Linked DNA regions of Homo sapiens: region 2 is linked to region 1. A link is an interaction called in ENCODE POLR2A ChIA-PET data of the cell type or tissue named here. Cell type or tissue: B cell. All regions are shown on one strand. Each heading gives the region's core, and the rest is flanking DNA. Links, peaks and the distances in the headings are about the cores only.

Evidence for each region. Peaks named below come from ENCODE experiments on the same cell type or tissue, not always from the same donor. Only the 100,000 strongest peaks of a DNase experiment are listed, where the experiment ranks them.
Region 2: POLR2A ChIA-PET joins it to region 1 with 5 read pairs; 5 of 35 experiments call an interaction of 5 or more read pairs at or near these places.

What each region holds. Positions count from the first base shown.
Region 1 is chrX:109,525,619-109,528,446 of GRCh38, forward strand. No RefSeq gene overlaps it. Among named protein-coding and RNA genes, the nearest start is that of NXT2, 9.8 kb to the right of the region's middle. In B cell, for the core only: no CTCF peak of the experiment used is centred there; no DNase peak of the experiment used is centred there.
Region 2 is chrX:109,889,618-109,892,445 of GRCh38, forward strand. No RefSeq gene overlaps it. Among named protein-coding and RNA genes, the nearest start is that of TMEM164, 110 kb to the right of the region's middle. RefSeq lists an enhancer at 1,323-1,617 and a silencer at 1,401-1,470. In B cell, for the core only: a CTCF peak has its summit at 1,481 (motif pointing left); a DNase peak (open chromatin) is centred at 1,424; H3K27ac peaks cover 321 bases.

The DNA of each region.
Region 1 (2,828 bases), core at 306-2,805:
ATAGCTTTAGGAGATATACCTAATGCTAAATGACGAGTTAATGGGTGCAGCACACCAGCATGGCACATGTATACATATGTAACTAACCTGCGCATTGTGCACGTGTACCCTAAAACTTAAAGTATAATAATAATAAAATAAAATAAAATAAAATAACAATATATTTTCAGAAAAACAAAAGTTAGTTTTTGTTACTAGCAGATGCACACTACAAGAAATATGAAAGAAGAGACTTTGTGCTCAGGGAAGATTATTACACATAGAAGCCTGAAACTGCAGGAAGGAACAAAGAGCACTAACTGTTTAAAACAATGATAATAATAATTTCCTATGTTTTTATTGTAGTAAAATATACATAACATAAAATTTACCTCCTATAGGGTTTTAAACATAAATAAAATAAAAGACATAACAACAATTGTACAAAAGTTGAGTGGTCAGTAAGGAGTGAAACTGTTATATACTACATGTTCAGGAAACGGTAAAAATACTAATTTAAGATAGACTGGAATAAGTCATGGATGCCTTTCATAATCCCTAAGATAACCAAGAAAAAGAATTACAAAATAACGTATAATTAAAAAGCAATAGAGAAGAAAATAGTGGAATAGAAATACTTGAATAATAAAGCAGAAGTCAAGAAAGGAAAAATAAAGGACAGGACAAATAGAGAACATATAGCAAAATGATAGCTATAAAACCAAGTATATTTACAAATTACATGCAAATGGACTAAACACTCCAGTTAAAATACTACAATCGTCAGACTGCTTCTTTTATAAAAAAAAAAAAAATACAACTACATGCTGCTTAAAAGAGACTCCAAGTAAACAAAAGGATACAGAAAAGTCAAAAGTAAAAAGGGTGGGAATATATGTTATGCAAACACTAGAAAAGAAAGCTGACCCAGCTATATTTGATGAGACCAACGGAACCCTGAAACCAAAATCTAATGAGAATATAGCAAGAAAGGAAAATGTCAGGCCAATATCTATTATGAACATAGATGCAAAAATCTTGAACAAAATATTAGCTACATTAATCCAGTAATATATAAAACAAATGATGACTAACTGAGATTTAGACCAGTAATGGAACCTTGGTTTAACATTTGTAAATCAACCAATGTATTTTATTATATTCGATGAATAAAGGGGAAAGCCACCAATAGATGCAGAAATGGCACATGATAAAATTCAACATCTGTTTTTGATTTTTTTAAAAAAAGCATACCAAAGTAGGAATAGAAAGGAAATGTTCTAATCTAATAAGGGTTGTTTTTAAAAATCAGACATCATACTTTATGGTGAAATATTGAACTCTTCCCCTGAGAAGAGAATCAAAACAAAAGTGACCACTATTTCCATTTCTCAAAATTGTACTGGAAACCTTAATCAGTTTGATACATCAAGAAAGTTAATTTTAAGATATAAAGATTGTAAAGAAAGAAGTAAACTCTATTTTGGATAACATGATTTTGTATATAAAATATCCAAAAGAATATACAAATTGTTATAAATGTTTAAATAGGTTGGGCACTTTGGCTAATACCTGTAATCCCAATACTTTGAAAGGCCAAGGCAGGAGGAGCACTTGAGGTCAGGAACTTGAGATCAGTCTGGGAAATATATTGAGACATTCATCTCTACAACAAAATTTAAAAATAAAAAATTAGCCAGGCATTGTGGTGCACATTTGCAGTGCTAGCTACTCAAGAGGCTGAGGTGGAAGGATCACTTGAGCCCAGGGATTCAAGGCTGCAGTGAGCTATGATCATGCCACTGCACTTCAGCCTGGGTGACAGAACAATACCCTGTCTCAAGAAAAAAAAATATTTAAGTAAATTTAACAAAGTCTCTAGATAAAGTTTAACACATAAGAATGAGTCATATGTCTAGCAGGTAAGATGCCATTGCTAATGCCTGAAATCCCAACACTATAGGAATCCAAGGGGGAGGATTGCTTAAGCCCAGGAGTTCGAGATCAGCCTGGGCAACATAGAGAGACCCCCGTCTCTACAAATAATTTTTTTAAATTCAGCCGGGCTTGGTGGTTCATGCCTGGTCCCAGCTACTCAGGAGGCTGAAGTGGGAGGATTACTTGAGCCCAAAAGGTTGAGGCTGCAGTGAGCCATGATCGCACCACTGAACTCCTGCCTGGATGACAAAACGAGACCCCCGCTAAAATAAACAAATAATGGCAAACAATGGGAAAATGTTTTAAAAGACAATATCATTTGCAATAGTATAAAAAATGAGCTATCCAGGAATTAATCTAGTGAACGATGTTGAAGACCTCTCCTATGAAGCATTGCTGAAAGAAATCAAAGAAGACCTAGATAAATGGAGAGATATATCATGTGCATGGATTTGGAAAGTGAATATTGTTAAGATCTCAATTCTCTGCAAATTGGTCTAAGATTCAATGCACTCCAAATCAAAAGCACAGAAGGATATCTTTGTGTAGAAATTGAAAAGTTACATATAAAAGTTATATGGAAATGCAAAAGATCTAAAATAGGTACAGACAAATTTTGGGGAAAAGAGGAACAAAGTTGGCAGACTACACATCCTCAAGTTTTCAAGGCCTATTTTAAAACTCCAATATTTGAATGTGATAGGGATGCAAACACTGACAAAGAAATCCATGGAACAGATTAGGAAGTCAAGTAATTTATAAACCATTACCTGAATTACAGCAAAGCATCCATTGCAATTTAGTGAGTGAAAGAATGGCCTTTTCAGTAAATTGTTCTGGATCACCAGATCTATGCTTCATACTACACACAAAAATTTATTTAAGAAGGATTAGATATTATGTGAAATATA
Region 2 (2,828 bases), core at 128-2,627, 360 kb after region 1:
AAATCCCTCAAAGTCCTTGTCAGCTTCTTTGGTTCCTCTATGACTTTTTACTGTACTCAATGGAGAGAAGTGCTCAGTAACAACCGAGTCCCCAGATACACCATGACATTGCAAGAGAAGATGAAACATGAGGAAATCCACCCCCTTCCCATTTTCCAGACCACATCCTCCTCCCCTGTTCAATCTCCCTAAAGTTTTCACTAGGCTTGTTCAGGTCAGGAATGAACTATAACCAGTGGATGCTGCCCTCTGCTGCAAAGCAGGCTTCATCCGCGGCTGCACAGCCAGTCTTGGCTTCCACAAGACCTCTCTTGTGTTAATGATTCAAAGCACATGTTTGTAATTAAAAATAACAATAATAATTCAGGGTACCAGGCTGACCACGCAAATATAGTTATCCTGAGAGGGGGGCTTGCAGAACACCTTTCAGGGCAAATCCCCCACCACCTTTACATAGGACTGAGACAGCCTAGAAAAGTACAGAATGCTTTACTGTTATTTTCCTCATCCTGGCCCCATGCACTAACTAGACACAGTCTTTCCAGAGAAATACCAACATGACACAACCCCACGGGGGCATTGGGTCCCTCTGTTCTGGATTTGCCTCCTTCTGCTTCACTTCAGTTGTCTTAATTCCATTCACCTTGGTTCTCTGAGCCCCGGTTGACACAGCACACTGGCTCTCTACGCTCCCCTCTGTCTCCTTCTGCTGCCATGCCCTATTGTAGCCATGTCCTTCCATCTGGCACTCAGAAATCTTTCCCAAATGTCATTCTGCTAGTCTCCTGACACCTTCACACAATCTGCCCATCCTCTTGGACAGAGCTGACATGGTCCCCGAGGCTGGGGATGCTAGAGGCCACCTAGTAGCCACTAGGAAGCAATGCTTGTACTCTGTGCCCTGTGCACTCAGTGACAGGCAAGGAGGCTGTGGAACTATTCTCACAATCATCCGGACCTGTCTTCTCAACCCCATTGGTGCTGCCACCTAAGAGATTAACAAGGGAGGCCACTAGACTCAGATTGCTCAGATACAATTATAACTGGAAACATTGGGTTCTAAGGAAACACTGCATAAATCACACTCTTCCCTAGCTGGCTGACTGGCAATACGGTGGGATCCCTTTTGCAAGCCAGAATATGTTGGAATTATACTGGAGTGATGTGGACTATACTGGATTTTTTCAGATTTCTAAACTGCTTTAAGAAACATTCCATAGCTCCACTTGGCAAGATATAAACAAACTTGTAGGAAACTGGGTTAGTTTTACCAGTCAAATGAGTTGGCAGCCCAATTCTTCTGTCTCAAAGAGATTAATGAGCAATTAATTTCCCAGACCAGCTAAGCCTGGGAACTTCTGGGAGCTAACGGATTTTACCTGAAGGTGAAGTCCAGCCCACGTCCGTGGGCCACCACATCAGACCCTCCCAAGAACGCAAGGGAAGGCCTAATTTACATAGTTGCCCTGCCCCCTAGTGTCCACAGGCAGCAATAACAGCAGGCAGGACTCAAGCTTCTAGGTATGGGCAGCAGGGCTGCAGGGCTTTTTTTGTGCTCCACACAATGGCGCCTGGCTAAAGGGATGTGGGAATGAAATTAAGCTCATGCTCTTCTCACCAAGCCTTGTGCCCTGCACAGGACTGCATCCATCTGGAGGTTGACCTCTTTTTTCTAATCTGTCTGCCAAGAGGAGCCATTTTTTTTTTTGGTAATTCTATTTTAAAAATTTCCACATAGCTTGAGATTTCTAATGTCTAAAGCTACCAGAAAGGCTGATACCAATCCCATGTGATAGGCCAGGCCGTCGGCATGTACTCAAATGTATATTCCATTTCTGAAAATTCACTTGTCCTATAAGAATAGCTCAGGGTGTTTGTGTAGAAGTGGCCCCATTCCAGAAAATTCCCGGACTGGGAACTTCATAGTCATCCATCCAGCTATGAACTTCTGTTAGCTCCACCCCCAAAATATATCCTGAATCCATCCACATCTCTCCATCTTCACTCATTTCTGATCCAAGCTAGCAGAAATTTCTTGCTACAATGGTAGCAATACAGGGAAAAACATTGGCCTGCTACAATGGTCTCCCTGCTGCCACTCTGGCCCCTCCACACAGCAACCAGAATTATTTATTAAAATATATGTAAATTCATGTGACTCCCCGCCAATGGCTTCCCAATGGGTTTAGGATAAAATCCAAAGTCTTTCCGTGGGTTACTAGGCTGTGGATAATCTGTCTTCTGCTTAGCTCATCTACCTGTCGCTCACCACTCTCCTGCTCATCCACTAAGCTCAGCAACACTGGCCATTTGTTTTAATTGACATTTTTATTGAGATAATTGCAGATTCACATGCAGCTAAAAAAAACAAGAGCAAGATCTCTCATACATTTTGCCCAGTTTTCCCCAATGGTAACATTTTGGAAAACTGTAATATCATAGTAAGAATAGTGATGTTGATACAATCCACCTATATTATTCAGATTTCCCTGGTTTTATTAATATTTATCCTCATATGTGTGTATGTGTATTTAGTTCTATATAATTTGATCATCCATGTAAGTTCATGTGATGGATACCACCACATGTTAAATAAGCATATCATGGAAAATGGGGTATGCATCCTAAAACAGTAGGTCTTATAGTACATAGTCAAAGTACTGAACAGTGCCATCACCTTGAGGATCCCTCCTATTGCCCTTTTATAATCATATTCATCTCCCCCCACCTCCTTAAACCTAGGCAACCATTAATCTGTTCTTCATTTCTATAATTTTGTCACTTCACAGACATGATATAGATAGAATTGTACAATATGTAACTTCTGG